Linked DNA regions of Homo sapiens: region 2 is linked to region 1. Evidence: read pairs that join two places in POLR2A ChIA-PET (ENCODE). Cell type or tissue: Panc1. All regions are shown on one strand. Links, peaks and the distances in the headings refer to the core of each region. The heading gives the core; the rest is flanking DNA.

Region 1 (8,333 bases), core at 150-8,149:
GTGAAGCTGGGTGCTGTGGCTGAGGGCTGTTAATCCCAGCACTTTGGGAGGCCGAGGCAGGTGGATCACTTGAGGCCAGGAGTTCAAGACCAGCCTGGCCAACATGGTGAAACCCTGTCTCTACTAAAAATACAAATGTTAGCTGGGCATGGTGACGCACACCTGTAATCCCAGCTACTCGGGAGGCTGAGGTGGGAGAAGCTCTTGAACCCAGGAAGTAGAGGTTGCAGTGAGGCGAGATTGTGCCATTGCACTCCAGCCTGGGCAACAGAGCGAGACCCCTGCCTCAAAACAAAAAAGAAAAAAAAAGAAATGATTTTCGGTGGAGTTAACTTACCTGACTTCTGGGTCAGCACCGTGCCGTAACAGGCAGAGCAGACTCTGGGCCTTGTGGTACTTGGCAGCCAGATGGATGGGGATGATAGACTCTGTCGGCTTTGGAGGGAAAACAAAACACATTACAAGTGGCCCTGTGTAGTTAAAAATACTGTTTGTGTTAGCTTGCCGTTTCAAAGGCAATACATTTATTTAGTGTCTCATTGGCTCACTCTTTTTCTGGTATGTGCATTGAAAGTTTCCTTTCTACTACCTGTTTTAAATGATCAAAATTCAGTGAATTCCATCCTATAAAATCTGTGTTTCACAGAAATGCACATTTACTGAGGCAACAGAAATAACACTCAAAAGCTTTGGAAATTTTTGAAAGTTGATTCTTCAGAAGAGCCTGTGGTGTGATATTAAGGGTACTTGCTATGAAGTCACTTATTCCTTAAATTAACCCACAGGGTGATGGACAAGTAGGTGCTGTGTCGTTGCCAAAGTCGTATTATCAGCAGTAAAACCTGAATCTTCAGGGTTTTCAAATATAACGCAGCATATGTTCTGTCTATGATTAGCAGAGCTGTTTGTGCCAGCTCTTAAAATACACACGTGTAAGTAGTGGTTTCACACCGTGGCTGCAAGATAAGACAGTAGGGTACAAGGGAGGGTGACTTCCTTTTTGAATTTAATTGTAAAAGTAATAATCATTGTATAAAAATTTAGAAAATGAAAATGTATATATTAAAAAGGGAAAAACTATTTTTTGTTTGTTTGTTTGAGATGGAGTCTTGCTCTGTCATCCAGGCTAGAGAGTGCAGTGGTACGATCTTGGCTCACTGCAACCTCTGCCTCCTGGGTTCAAGCAATTCTCCTGCCTCAGCCGTCCGAGTAGCTGAGATTACAGGCTCCTGCCACCAAGCCCGGCTAATTTTTGTATTTTTAGTAGAGACGGGGTTTTGCCCTGCTGGCCAGGCTGGTCTCGAACTCCTGACCTCAGGTGATCCACCCACCTCAGCCTTCCAAAGTGCTGGGATTACAGGCATGAGCTACTGCGTCTGGCCAAAAAAGGGAAAAACTAATTTGACCACATGGAGATCATCACTGTGGGTATGTTTGAGAGATGACATGAATGGTCTTCCAGTCACACAGGGTCTGGTGTTTTCTCATGTTGGTTTGTGTGTGACATGTGTAGGGGAGGCTTTGCAGGCTTTGGGGAGCACTGCAGTGTGTGTGGAGTGAGCTGGAGTCGTGTCTCATTCTCATAAGGGCCGTGAGCTTAGTGGGTTCACCAGCTTTAGATCATGCTTCTTTCTAAGCAGCCTGACTTTTTTCCAGAAGTGACTGAGCAGAAAAGAGGGTACCTGGGTCAGAAGTAATCTGTTGCTGGCGGAGTTGGGCAGAATGGTGATGGGCTGGTTGACAGGGTGATTTCTCAGGAGTACCTCGATCGTAGTGCAGTCTTCTCTCATGATGGCTTCATAGAGTTTCGAGTGAAGTGCTGCAGATGGGCCATCTTCCAGGGACTTGGCACTGTCAACCACCAGGTCTCTGCTTCCTTTCCTGGTTATATTCCCCATGAGAAAAACTTAAGACTTCAGGGGAAAATGTTGTTATGGAATTGGTCAGTTTCAGTCTCTTTGTGATGATTCTTTCAGTTCAGTTCTAGAACTGTTCTAGAATTTGTCGAGAATTGGATCTGTGAAGGCAATCCATCAGTTTGGAACCAAGCGTCCAGACTTTGTTCCTTGATCATAGAATGTCAAATGTCAGCAGTTTTTAGGGTTTTCTACTCTATCATAAAAACATATTCAAGCTATCATCTTACACCTTTATTTCTGATTTCTCTCCAGTTCAAGTGTAGCTGAAACAATGATCAAAGCTAAAACAGAGGAATTTATACATTAAAATACAAAGTTAAAATTATTACTTTTAAAGTAAGAAAACTTTTAACCTTAAGTTATTTTTTAGTTTTTATTATAATAGAATCTTCCCTCTCCCCATTATGGGTTCAGTTTTTCTCCGGCATAGGAATAGTTTGGGAGATGTTTTGGGTCTGTACTCTTTGCTTAAATAAAGCCATTTAGTGTGATCTATTAGTTCCCAACCCTGGCTAATACATATGAGTTATCTGGGAGCTTTTAAAAAATATCAAAGTTGGCTGGGTGCGGTCGCTCATGCCTGTAATCCCAGCACTTTGAGAGGCCAGGGCGGGCAGAACATGAGGTCAAGAGATCAAGACCATACTGGCCAACATGGTGAAACCCTGTCGCTACTAAAAATACAAAAAGTAGCTGGCTGTGGTGGCGTGCGCCTGTAGTCCCAGCTACTCAGGAGGTTGAGGCAGGAGAATTGTTTGAACCTGAGAGGTGGAGGTTACAGTGAGCCGAGATGGCACCACTGCACTCCAGCCTGGCGACACAGCAAGACTCTGTCTTAAAGAAAAAAATCAGTTTTTTCGTAGTGCGAGAAACATGCTCACCCGTCCAAACCCAAAGAGTGAACTTAGAGGCACAAAGAACAGTGAAAGTGAGACTTTTAATAGCCCTCTTGCAAGGTCACGTGTCTGGTAGGCAGGTACACCCAGGGCAGTTACAACAGGTGATTTATCTCCTAGCATGCAAGACCCTACCTCAGTTCCTCACTGGTCAAGGACTACAGGGTTACGATCTTCCCGGACGTCGCCTAAGTTGCATTATCCCCTTAGAAGGTTATACCCTGGTCCCTTTCCCGCTTAAGTTTGGATTTCCCAGTAATGAAACTTTCTTCCCTTTTATGGGCTGACTCCTCTACATCCTGTTCACTTATTGTGATCTTCCAGGTGGATGAGCCATGTGGTTTGTTACATTTGCAGGCTGGCTGCCGGTGCTTAGATTTATCATGCCTTGAAAAAGCCATTTAAAATGTTTTCTCACACATAGAAAATCACGTCTCTGGACTCGACAGGACAGTCGTTTCTTTTCTTTTCTTTTTTTTGAGACAGAGTCTCACTCTGTTTCCCAGGCTGGAGTGCAGTGATGCGATCTCGTCTCACTGCAACCTCTGCCTCCCAGGTTCAAGCAATTCTGCCTCAGCCTCCCGAGTAGCTGGGATTACAGGCATGCACCACCACACCTGGCTAATTTTTGTATTTTTAGTAGAGATGGGGTTTCACCATGTTGGCCAGCCTGGTCTTGAACTCCTGACCTCAGGCGATTTGCCCGCCTCAGCCTCCTAAAGTGCTGAGATTACAGGTGTGAGCCACCGTGCCCGGCCGAGGACAGTCATTTCTAAGAGCTTCTTGGGTAATGATGTGCAGTAAGGGTTGGGAAGCACTTGTGTACAAAGCATGCTCTACATTAATATTCTCCAAATTTAGAATAGCCTTGGGACTTTTAATAATACTGATGCTTGCGTTCACCCGCAGGAGTTCTGATGCAGCTGGCCTGGGGAATGGTTGAATGTTGAGGTTTTTTTTTTTTTGAGACAGGGTTTTGCTCTTGTTGCCCAGGCTGGAGTGCAATGCCACAATCTTGGTTCACTGCAGCCTCTGACTCCTGGGTTCAAGCCATTCTTCTGCCTCAGTCTCCCTAGTAGCAGGGATTACAGGCACGTGCCACCACACCTAATTTTGTATTTTTTAGAGACGGTTTTTCACCATGTTGGCCATGCTTGTCTTGAACTCCTGACCTCAGGTGATCCGCCTGCCTCAGTCTCCCAAAGTGCTGGGATTACAGGCATGAGCCACTGCACCCGGCCAGATGTTGAGATTTTTAAAACTCCTGGATGATTCTGATGTGTAGGCAAATTTGGGAACTATTCCTCAAATATTTAACTTTTGAGGGGCTGCTTGCTCCTGAGTTCCAAACACTTAAAAACATTTACAAGATATTACTATTTGTTTTAAGAAAGCCAAGGAGTTGACTTGTTTTGTTTGTTGATAGCCAAGAAATATTTTTCTTCATGGCCCTGATCAGCAAGTAAAAATAGGAGACTTTGGTCTGGCCTGCACAGACATCCTACAGAAGAACACAGACTGGACCAACAGAAACGGGAAGAGTAAGTTTTTGGTTTTGTTTTGTTTTCTTTGCATAAGCAAAAGACATGGTTGCACATGTTAGTATTTAAAGAGAATCATAAAGATTTAATAGCAAAGGTAAGATAAAGATACAAAGCAACTGTTGTTCTCTTAGGAGCTACACTGCTTCCTCATAGTAAATGTTCTTTAATGTTGACAGCGCTAACTGCAATGTTTAATATGTGGCTTTTGAAATGATAGGAACACCAACACATACGTCCAGAGTGGGTACTTGTCTGTACGCTTCACCCGAACAGTTGGAAGGATCTGAGTATGATGCCAAGGTAGTATTTGTTGCTTTCTGCCCTTTCATTCAACTTATTCTGCAGTCTTAAATAACAATACAGGGTTGGGTGCAGTGGCTCACGCCTGTAATCCCAGCACTTTGGGAGGCCGAGGTGGGTGGATCACCGGAGGTCAGGAGTTCAAGACCAGCCTGGTCAACATGGTGAAACCTGGTCTCTACTAAAAATACAAAAATTATCTGGGTGCGATGGCACATGCCTGTAGTCCCAGCTACTCTGGAGGCTGAGGCATGAGAATCATTTGAATCTGGGAGGCAGAGGTTGCAGTGAGCCGAGGTTGCACCATTGCACTCCATCCTGGATGACAAGAGCAAAACTCCATCTCAAAAAAAAAAAAAACAAACAGTACAATGAAATGCAGAAGCTCTGTCATAGAGATGTTTTTGGAGATAACTGAGTACTGTAGATAATTAACTGGATCAAACTGTCCTAAGAAGAAACCTCACTTTTCAGTAGACTCTGTGTTGCCTACTTTACCATTTCAAAATCCACAGATGTCACAATTTTTTTGTTTGTTCATTTGTTGTTTTTGAGACAGGGTCTTGCTCTGTTGCCCAGGTTGGATTGCAGTGGTGTCATCATAGCTCATGGCAGCCTCCAACTCCTGGGCTCAAGTGATCCTCCCACCTCAGCCTCCCATGTAACTGTGACTTCAAGAGTTGTGCTACCACACCCAGCTAATAAAAAAAATTATTTGTAGAGATGGGTCTTGCTTTGTCCAGGTTGGTCTCAAACTCCTGGCCTCAAATGATTCTCCTCCCTTGGCCTCCCAAAGTGCTGGGATTAAGGCATGAACCTCTGCGCCTGGCCTAAATCGATTTTGAAATGAGCTTTCCCTTTAAAACATCACTGTTCACCTCAGGAAGCTAGAATTCATGGAAGCCTGTTTTCAGCCTTTCTTCTCATTGGTTTTTTTCAAGCTTTGGTAAATAAACACCAAGGGGAAGCCTGCCCCTTGACTCCCCTTGAAATAGAACGAACATGCTGTAAAGTTTGAATCTCCCTTGTTCCTGGAAGAAATGCTAAAATCCATTTTTCAAAACAACAGGCTAGTAAAATTTTCTTCCTTTTGATGGCGCATTGAGCTTTTTAGTGATTAGGAAAGAGCTGTCAGAAAAAATGATGGCTGCCCCTAAAATCTTGTTTAGTGAAGACCTTCCTAAAAAATCTGTTTTTAGGAGTAGTATCACAGATTTTATGCAGTTTGTTAAATGTCACCAAGGACACTTGGTAAGAATGAGTGGAGGCAGAGGTGAGACCGGAGGAGAACCCGCGACCTTCTGTGGCTCCCCCGCAGCTGACACTAGCAGGCGTGAGCTCACATCATTGCCTGGGTCAGGCCTGGATTGTTAAGGGGTGCTGAAGACAGTTGTATGGTCGTGACTGCTGTGGGTGGGGATTATCCCTGCCCTCCACCTGACCATCCATTCTGCGTGCCCACGGATGCCCCTTTTTGAGGTTGTGAAAGTCCCTGTCACTGATGAGCTATCCTGCTCTGTTCCCTTCCTTGTGGGTGACCGTATATCCTCATTCTTAGAAACCCTCTCCTGTTTGGAGGGTGGAACACGGAAATGGAAACGTTCTTCTAACTTTGTATTTCACTACTGAGTTCCCCTTTTTTTCTTTTTCCAGTCAGATATGTACAGCTTGGGTGTGGTCCTGCTAGAGCTCTTTCAGCCGTTTGGAACAGAAATGGAGCGAGCAGAAGTTCTAACAGGTTTAAGAACTGGTCAGTTGCCGGAATCCCTCCGTAAAAGGTGTCCAGTGCAAGCCAAGTATATCCAGCACTTAACGAGAAGGAACTCATCGCAGAGACCATCTGCCATTCAGCTGCTGCAGAGTGAACTTTTCCAAAATTCTGGAAATGTATGTGCTTTTCTTTCTCTTGGTCCTGGAGTGAAGGTGGTTTTTATTGCCTCTCTTGGGGAAGGAAGCGGTTGGGTGGTGCCCCCGGAGGCTGGGGCTGGAAGAGCCAGATGATGGTTCTGGAGGCGGGGCCTGTTTGTTCTCGTCCACTTCCTGGCACTCAGCTGCAGGGTGTGCTGGCAGGACTCACTCCCCTTGGGGTAGCAGCTGTGGCCTCAGCAGGCACAGGAGGTATCTGCTGGTGTTCACAAAGAGGAGCGGAGGGCTGGGGGCCAACCCCACAGCGAAGGCCGGTAGGAAACTTCCTGGGGCCTGGTGGGTGAGACTCCTTCCCGGAAAGGCCGGAGGGGCCCGCAGGGTTTGCACCTTCTCATGGCTAGGCCTTTAGATGTCCAGGTCAAACTCTGACCCTTCACCACCTGCCTGCTGTTCTGGGCTGTCTGTATGTCTGCCGGGGGCTCATCACTGGCAGGGCTGGTGACCCCGGAAGTGGTGGGCGGGTCCCTCGAGGGTGTTTTGGTCACTGGTGAGTTCAGCACTCTATTGGGAATTTCCAGTTGTACATGATCCTGGTACCTCCCCGGGTAGTGCTGAAGAGTGTGCCCGATGGGGTTGCTGCATTCCCTGCGCAGTACACAGTCATTGGACCACCGGGGAGAGGCAGGGGTGGCCTGGCGTGGGGGTCCGGCTGCAGCTGCTGCCCTGGACATGGTCTCTGTACATGTTTTTTTTTTAAATGCTGAGGAAAATATGAAGCTTAAAATAGAATTTGTTCAAATTGTGAATCCTGGCCAGGCGGGGTGGCTCATGCCTGTAATCCCAGGCATGGGATTTTGGGAGGCAGAGGTGGGAGGATTGCCTGATGTTAGGAGTTCAAGACCAGCCCGGCCAACATGGTGAAACCCCATCTACTAAAAGTACAAAAATTAGCCGGGCGTGGTGGTGCACACCTGTAATCCCACCTCCTTGGGAGGCTGAGGCAGGACAGTCACTTGAACTGGGAGGCGGAGGTTGCAGTGAGCTGAGATCACACCACTGTACTCCAGCCTCGGCGAAAGAGCGAGACTCCGTCTCAATATAAATAGTGAACCCTGTTTCAGTGAATAGTCGAGCTTAGACTCATATTTGTGCAAACAAAATATTTAAACCCATTCTCAGAGTTCCCTGACTGTATCAAGCACTAGGTTGAATACCAGTAGCATGCTTATATTCATTGTCCACGTAAGCAGGTTGACTCCCCACCGCCTGTCTACTCTAAGAGTTACAAGCATTGGGCGTGGTGGCTCACGCCTGTAATCCCAGCACTTTGGGAGGCTGAGGCAGGCGGATCATGAGGTCAGGAGTTCAAGACCAGCCTGACCAACATGGTAAAACCCCATCTCTACTAAAAATACAAAAATTAGCCGGTGTGAGCTACCATGCCCAGCCACAGATGTGGTTCTTGAAACCAAGTATAAACATTTATCTTCATATATGAAGGGGATTTTCTGATGCTCAGTTAAGATAGCTATTAGAGACCATAGTTATTTAGTATTTATGGTAAGGATTTCTACTATCTTGCAAAAGTTTTTTGTATAAAATGAAACCTTGGCTGGGTGTGGTGGCTCACACCTGTAATTCCAGCACTTTGGGAGGTCGAGGCGGGTGGGTCACTTGAGGTAAGGAGTTTGAGACCGGCCTGGCCAACATGGCGAAACCTCATCTCTACTAAAAATACAGAAACTAGCTGGGCTTGTATGAGAGCGCCTGTAATCCCAGCTACTTGGGTGGCTGAGGCACGAGAATAG
Region 2 (8,333 bases), core at 278-8,277, 280 kb before region 1:
TTTCATGATGTTACCCAGGCTGGTCTCGAACTCCTGAGCTCAAGAGATCCTCCTGGCTCAGCCTCCCAAAGTGCTGGGATTACAGGTGTGAGCTGCCACACCCGGCTGGGTCTGGCTTCTTATACTGGGCCTTGCCCAGGTTTTGTTATCTGTTTGGAAGTTATTTTTAGCCCTCCGGAACAGTTTTGAGACAAATCGTTTCGGTGCTTATGCAGCATTATTTTTTTTAACCGATCATGACTATTTTCAACTCAGTAGAAGTTCTAAGGCAGAAACATTTCCTTTTTAAGGCCGTGTTTCTCTGGCAGTCCTAAAGACTAATCCAAAAGATTAGCAAAAGTAACCGCTTGTTAAACAGCTCAAATCTGGTAAATACAGGAGATATGCTTCTGTTCAGGGAACCTCTCAGGGTGAGAGAAGAAAGGAAGAAAAAGAGAAGATTTCTATGGATGTCTATGAACAGTGAATTCCTTAACGGAACCAAAATTTGTCTTTTTTAACTGGAAAACTTACATTCATTGATGATAAATAGTATATATCTGAGCCAAAACTGTGTTGCCCAAAATTTAAGTTACATTAAGAAATAGTCGGCCAAGGCCGGGCGCGGTGGCTGACACCTGTAATCCCAGCACTTTGGGAGGCTGAGGCGGGCATATCACGAGGTCAGGAGATCGAGACCATCCTGGCTAACACGGTGAAACCCCGTCTCTACTAACGATACAAAAAAAAAAAAAATTAGCCAGGCGTGGTGGTGGGCGCCTGTAGTACCAGCTACTAGCGAGGCTGAGGTGGGAGAATGACATGAACCTGGGAGGCAGAGCTTGCAGTGAGCCAAGATTGTGCCACTGCACTCCAACCTGGGTGACAGAGCGAGACTCCATCTCGGAAAAAAAAAGAAATAGTCGGCCAGGCACAGTGGCTCACACCTGTAATCCCAGCACTTTGGGAGGCCGAGGCTGACAAATCACGAGGTCAGGAGTTCGAGACCAGCCCGGCCAACATGGTGAAACCCCATCTCTACTAAAATACATAAATTAGCCGGGTGTGGTGGCGGGCGCCTGTAGTCCCAGCTACTTGGGAGGCTGAGGCAGGAGAATCACTTGAACCCCGGAGGCGGAGGTTGCAGTGAGCTGAGATCGCACCATTGCCCTCCAGCCTGGTGACGGAGAGAGACTACGTCTCAAAAAAGAAAAAAAAATAGTCCTCTAACTTTTTGAGTCAGCTCTGTACATCTGCTGGTCGCTCAGTGGGTCTGATCCAGTTCTGTGTCTTTGGGAATAATCTGGCCACAGGGCTGTCCCCACTGTTTTAGCGGGGCAGTGTCAACCTCCCTCAACCCCAGCGGCCATAGGTCCAGAGTTAGGCTTTGTCTTTTTTTTTTTTTTTTTGAGACGGAGTCTCGCTCTGTCGCCCAGGCTGGAGTGCAGTGGCGCGGTCTCGGCTCACTGCAAGCTCCGCCTCTCAGGTTCACGCCATTCTCCTGCCTCAGCCTCCCGAGTAGCTGGGACTACAGGCGCCCGCCACCACGCCCTGCTATAGGCTTTGTCTTCAAAGCAAACAGAGTATTTCCTTTTGGGAAGCGCATGAAGCTGCTTTTTTACTTAGAAAACAAACCCACCCTTCCAAACATGCACAGTGAAATAAGCCAGGCATAAAAGGACAAATATTGTAGGATTCCACTTACATGAGGTTCCTAGAAGAGACAGCTCCGGAGAGACAGTAAGTAGAACGATGGCTGCCAGGGGCTAGGAGAAGGGGGAGAGGGGAGCGAGTGTTTAGCGGGGACACAGTTTCTGTTTGAGAAGATGAAAATGTCCTGGAGATGGATGGGGACGATGGTGGCTGCACAACAATGTCATTGTGCTTAATGCCACTGAACTGTGCACTTAAAAAGGGTTAAGATGGGACGGGCGCAGTGGCTTGTGCCTGTGATCCCAGCACTTTGGGAAGCCTAGGTGGGCGGATCACTTGAGGCCAGGAGTTCAAGACCAGCCTGGCCAACATGGTGAAACCCCATCTGTACTAAACATACAGAAAACTAGTTGGGCGTGTTGGCGCGTGCCTGTAATCCTAGCTGCTAGGGAGGCTAAGGTGGGAGAATCTCTTGAACCCTGGAGGCGGAGGTTGTAGTGAGCCGAGATCGCACCACTGCACTCCAGCCTGGGCGGCATAGTGAAATTCCATCTCAAAAAAAAAAAAAAAAAAAAACCAAAAAAAAAAAAAAACAAAAAAAAAACGGAAAGAAAAGAAAAGGGGGTTAAGATGGTAAATATTATGTTATGTGTGTTTTACCGCAGTGAAAACTATTTACACACGCAGACCCCATTAGCCAATGTGATGCTTCAGGAGGAGGTCTTGGGAATCATTTAGACCTAGACCAGGGTTTGAATCCCACCTCCACCACTTCTTGCTTATGACCCTGGCAAGGGACTTAACCTTTCTGACCTTCATCTGCTTTCTTTGTAAAATAGCGTTGGCCTGGCGCAGTGGCTCACACCTGTGATCCCAGCACTTTGGGAGGCTGGGGCAGGAGGATGGCTTGAACCCAGAAAGTCAAGGCTGCAGTGAGCCGCGATCACGCCACTGCACTCCAGCCTGCGTGGCAGAGTGAAACTCTGTCTCAAAAACAAATACAAAAATATAAATAAATAAATAAATAAACAAATTTAAAAATAAATAAAATAACTCAAGTGGCATTTTAAGTAGTTGTCAGGTCTCATAGCAGGCCTAAAAGTTACTGTCCAAATAAATGCAGTGATCTGGCCAGGTGCGGTGGCTCACACCTGTAATCCTAGCACTTTGGGAGGCTGAGGTGAGACGATCACTTGAGGTCGGGAGTTCAAGACCAGCCTGGCCAATATGGCAAAACCCTGTCTCTACTAAAAATACAAAAATTAGTCGGGGTGTGGTGGCATGTGCCTGTAATCTCAGCTACCCAGGAGACTGAGGCAGGAGAATTGGCCCAGTGCGGTGTCTCATGCCTGTAATCCCAGCACTTTGGGAGGCCGAGGCGGGTGGATCACAAGGTCAGGAGATTGAGACCATCCTGGCTAACACAGTGAAACCCTGTCTCTACTAAAAATACAAAAAAAATTAGCCAGGTGTGGTGGCGGGCGCCTGTAGTCCCAGCTACTCGGAAGGCTGAGGCAGGAGAATGACGTGAACCTGGGAGGCGGAGCTTGCAGTGAGTTGAGATCGCACCACTGCACTCCAGCCTGGGCGACAGAGCAAGACTCCGTCTCAAAAAAAAGGAAAAATGCAGTGATCTTCTGTAGGCCCATTTATGGTGATCTGGGGCCCTCAGCACCATGGTTAGTACTTTTTTTTTCTAGCTAGCAGCCTGGTAAAAATTAACATTAAATACTGATTTTTGCTGGGCACTGTGGCTCAGACCTGGAACCCAGCACTTTGGGAGACCAAGACAGGAGGATTGCTTGAGGCCAGGAGTTCGAGACCAGCCTGGGCAACATGCAGAGACCACTGCTCCCCATCTCTTCCAAAAAAAAAAAAAAAAAAACCACCACAGGAGGCTGAGGCAGGAGAATGGGCATGAACCCGGGAGGTGGAGCTTGCAGTGAGCCGAGATGGCACCACTGCACTCCAGCCTGGGCAACAGAGCGAGGCTCCATTCCAAAAAAACAAAACAACAACAACAAAAAAACCCAAAACAACAAAACAAAGTTAATTTTCAGCCTCGTGGTTGCTAATCTCACATGCTTGTGTGCCTTTTTTTTTTTGAGACAGGGTTTTACTCCTGTTGCCTAGGCTAGAATGAAATGGTGAGGTCTCGGCTCACTGAAACCTTCGCCTCCTGGGTTCAAGTGATCCTCCTGCCTCATTCTCCCAAAGTGCTGGGATTACAGACATGAGCCACTGCACCCAGCCTGTGTTTTTTTGTTTTTTTGTGTTGTTTTGTTTTGAGACAGGGTCTTGCTTTGTCACCCAGACTGGAGTGCAGTGGTACGATCATAGCTCACTGCAACTTGAACTGCGCTCAGGCAATCCTTCTGCCTCAGCCTCCCAAGTACCTGGGACTATAGTTTCATGCCATTATGCCCAGGTAATTACTATTTTTTTGTTTTTTTTTGGAGAGACAGGGTCTTGCTCTGTTGCCCAGTCTGGACTTGAACTCTTGAGCTCAAGCAATCCTTCAACCTCAGTCCCCCAAAGTGTTGAGATTGCAGGCGTGAGCCACCACATCTGGCCACATTTACCATTTTAAAGTAAACAATTCCAGTGGCATTTAATATACTTTGTGCAAATACTACCTCTATCTAGTTCCAAAACATCACCCCAAAAAGAAACCTGTACCCATTAAGCAATTGCTCCCCATTTCACCCACCCCTAACTGGCAACCACCAATCTATATTATTTTTCTATGGATTTCTTTCCTTTTTATTTTTATTTTTTTTCTGAGTCTGCTTGCCAGGGAATATGGATTTCTTTTCTTTTTTTTTTTTTTTTTTTTTTTGAGACGGAGTCTGGCTGTGTCGCCCAGGCTGGGGTGCAGTGGTGCGATCTCTGCTCACTGCAAGCTCCGCCTCCCGGGTTCACGCCATTCTCCTGCCTCAGCCTCCCGAGTAGCTGGGACTACAAGTAGCTGGGACTACAGGTGCCTGCCAACATGCCCGGCTAATTTTTTTGTATTTTTAGTAGAGATGGGGTTTCACTGTGTTAGCCAGGATGGTCTCGATCTCCTGATCTCATGATCTGCCTGCCTTAGCCTCCCAAAGTGCTGGGATTACAGGCGTGAGCCACTGCACCTGGCCGGATTTCTTTTATTTTCTTTTGAGATGAGGTCTCACTGCTCCCCAGGCTGGACTGAAGTGGTGCAGTCACAGCTCACTGCAGCCTCAACCTCCTAGACTCAAGAGATCCTCCTGCCTCTCAAAGTGCTGGGACTACAGGTGTGTGCCACTGCATCTAGCTTCTATGGCTTTTCTTATTTTGAATTTTTTTTTTTTTTTTTGAGACGGAGTCTCGCTTTGTTGCCCAGGCTGGAGTGCAGTGGCGCAATCTTGGCTGACTGCAAGCTCCGCCTCCTGGGTTCATGCCATTCTCCTGCCTCAGCCTTCCGAGTAGCTGGGACTACAGGTGCCCGCCACCACGCCTGGCTAATTTTTTGTATTTTTAGTAGAGATGGGGTTTCACCGTGTTAGCCAGGATGGTCTCGATCTCCTGACCTCATGATCCACCCACCTCGGCCTCCCAAAGTGCTAGGATTACAGGCTTGAGCCACCGCGCCTGGCCTTGAATATTTCATATAAATAAAATCATACAATATGTGAGCCTTTTGTGTCTGGCTTCTTTCACTTAGCATAACGTGTTTGAGGCTCATCAGTGTTGTAGCATGAATCAGTGCTTCATCCCTTTTTATGGCTGAGTAATATTCCATTGAATAGACATACTATAATGTTTAACCATTCCTCTGTACATGGACATGGGATATTTCTGGCAGACTAATGAGCCCAATTGGCCCTTGGAACTGATGGAATAATGGCAGATGTGATAACTGAAATGCCCTGACAACTTACAACATTTTCTTCTTTATGTCCAGAGCAGTTGTTACACATGAAATTAGACGAATGAAAATTAAGTTCACTGAAGTTCCTAGATCTAGCGTTTGTAAATTATCACCCCTTGGGGACTGTTATCCTCATAGGATTCATTTTGTATTTGACATTTGGAAGACTTTGTGCTCTTTTAACAACAGAAAATTACATAAGGTCATTGTCACTTTCGTCGACTCCCTAGTGTTTTTATTCCAAACCATGCAAAATGTTTGTTTTATTTGGAGCGTTCCCTAACTTCGGTTGTATAAACTGTATCAGTAGCTCTCAAGCTTGACTGGTGATAAAAATCACTGGAAAAACTTAACAGAAGTACAGATGGCCAAGTGTAATCCCCCAATCTGCAAAGATGCAGATTCTCCTAGGGTCCCAGCATCTATTCAGGCACCCCAGTTTATGGACTACACTTTGTGAAACAGTGGCGTACACAGATGTCTTGAATTATCTAATAAATTTATCAGATTGGGCCAGGCACGGTGGCTCACGCCTGTAATCCCAGCACTTTGGGAGACCGAGGCGGGGGGATCACTTGAGGTCAGGGGTTCAAAATCAGCCTGGCCAACATGGCCAACAACTCTCTCTCTACTAAAAACACAAAAAAATGGCTGGGCGTGGTGCACACACCTGTAGTCCCAGCTACTCGGGTGGCTGAGGCAGGAGAATGGCTTGACCCTGGGAGGCAGAGGTTGCAATGAGCCGAGATCGCACCACTGCACTCCAGCCTGGGCAACAGAGAGAGACTCTGTCTTAAATAAAATAAAATAAATTTATCAGATCACACGATAGAACTTTAATTAATTACTTAATTGATTAATTTTTGAGGCAGAGTCTAGCTCTGTCGCCCAGGCTGGAGTGCAATGATGTGATCTCGGCTCACTGCAACCTCCACCTCCCGGGTTCTAGCAATTCTCCTGCCTCAGCCTCCCGAGTAGCTGGGATTACAGGTGCCTCCCACCACGCCTGGCTACTTTTTTGTATTTTTAGTAGAGATGCGATTTCACCATGTTGGTCAGGCTAATCTTGAACTCCTGACCTCAGGTGATCCACCCACCTCAGCCTCCCAAAGTGCTGGGATTACAGGCGTGAGCCACCCCGCGCCTGGTCGGAACTTTATTTTTGACATAACAAATTGAAAGATATATTGAAAATAATTCAATAAAATTCCAAAGAACATCATAAAATATATGTATGTTAAAATGGAAGAAAGGTTTTAAAAATGTTGATGAAATAGATTTTCTAAATCCTGAGGAAATTTATATCTGCTCCCATATATTTTCTTTTAATTGTAAGCAAAAATACATAACATGAAATTTATTGTCTTAAACATTTTTATGCGTACAGTTCGGTGGAGTTAAGTATATTCACATTGTGGTGCAACCAATCTCCAGAATTTTGAATAAGTTGCAAAATGGAACTCTCTATCCATTAAACGATTCAGGCCAGGCGCGGTGGCTCACGCCTGCAATCCCAGCACTTTGGGAGGCCAAGGCGGGCAGATTACCTGAGATCAGGAGTTCCAGACCAGCCTGGCCAACATGGTGAAACCCCGTCTCTACCTAAAATACAAAAAAATTCACCGGGCATGGTGGTGCGTGCCTGTAATCCCAGCTACTCGGGAGGCTGAGGCAGGAGAACCACTTGAACCCAGGAGGCAGAGGTTGCAGTGAGCCAAGATCGGGCCACTGCACTCCAGCCTGGGTGACAGAGTGAGACTCGATCTCAAAATACAAAAACAAAAACAATTCACCATTCTTTCTCCTCTTGACTCCTGGTAACCACCATTCTACTTTCTGTTTCTATGAATTTGACTACTCTAGGGACCTCATACAAATGGAATCACACAGTATTTGTCTTTTCTGTGACTGGCATATGTGAACAAAAGTTTCCTGAAAAGGAATTTGGAGAAAAGAGATTTTATTCCAGTGAGCAGTTTGCCCAGTTTCCTTTTAAAGGTTGATTAATATTCTATTGTATGGGTTCCCAGAGGCTCTAACCTGTAATCCCAGCATTTTGGGAGGCTGAGGCAGGAGGATCGCTTGAGCCCAGGAGTTTGAGACTAGCCCTGGCAACATAGCAAGACCCCATCCCTATTTTAAAAAAAATTAAATAAAAAGCAGCAGCAGCCAAGACAACTTCCAAGTTTAACAGAGCTCATGCTTTTAACTGAGAAATTAGCAATGTGGACTAATGACTTATTACGTTTTCATAAAGTTCTCTTTTTTTTTTTTTTTTTTTTTGAGACAAAGTCTCACTCTGTCACCCAGGCTGGTCTTGAACTCCTGACCTCAAGTGATCCACCTGCCTTGCCCTCCCAAAGTGCTGGGATTACAGGCCTGAGCCACCGCCTGGTGTTTCCTTAACGGCCTGTAACTTCCTAAAGTTTTCTTCATGGCCTGTAACTTCCTAACCCCTAGTTTCATTCTAGGAGTCTCCTGTTGCTGGTGTAAATTAAACAGCAGGGAAAAGCAACTTCAGGTTTCAAGCTACCTTAAATCCTGAAAACAGAACTCTGTGTCTGCTACTTTCTTGAAATTGATCTGATGTTCTGCACAAAAGCTCCTGGCTGCCCTTCTGACTCAGACTGAAAATCAAAGTCCTAACAATGCCTCCTGGCCCCTGCTTCCTCCATGCCCTGTTCTCTGACCTCTCCTGCCTCCCTTCTGACTGCGGCCACACCAGCCTCTGGGCGTTTCTGGAAGCCCAGTCGAGAGCTGCGGGCTGAGAGCTTTGCCCTGCAGCACCTTCTTTGGGCTATTTTTCCCC

What was found. ChIA-PET counts read pairs that join two places held together with the same protein. Peaks named below come from ENCODE experiments on the same cell type or tissue, not always from the same donor. Only the 100,000 strongest peaks of a DNase experiment are listed, where the experiment ranks them.
Region 2: POLR2A ChIA-PET joins it to region 1 with 16 read pairs; 3 of 35 experiments call an interaction of 5 or more read pairs at or near these places.

Annotation. Positions count from the first base shown.
Region 1 is chr7:6,024,941-6,033,273 of GRCh38, reverse strand. EIF2AK1 (eukaryotic translation initiation factor 2 alpha kinase 1) reads left to right here. Exons shown (of 15, transcript NM_014413.4): 12 at 4,242-4,356; 13 at 4,577-4,659; 14 at 6,313-6,546. It overlaps ANKRD61 (ankyrin repeat domain 61), which reads right to left and starts at 1,898. Exons shown (of 3, transcript NM_001271700.2): 1 at 1,683-1,898; 2 at 338-435. The coding sequence starts at 1,898. RefSeq lists enhancers at 6,558-6,607, 6,470-6,970. In Panc1, for the core only: no CTCF peak of the experiment used is centred there; no DNase peak of the experiment used is centred there.
Region 2 is chr7:6,307,837-6,316,169 of GRCh38, reverse strand. No RefSeq gene overlaps it. Among named protein-coding and RNA genes, the nearest start is that of FAM220A, 37 kb to the left of the region's middle. In Panc1, for the core only: no CTCF peak of the experiment used is centred there; no DNase peak of the experiment used is centred there; H3K27ac peaks cover 549 bases.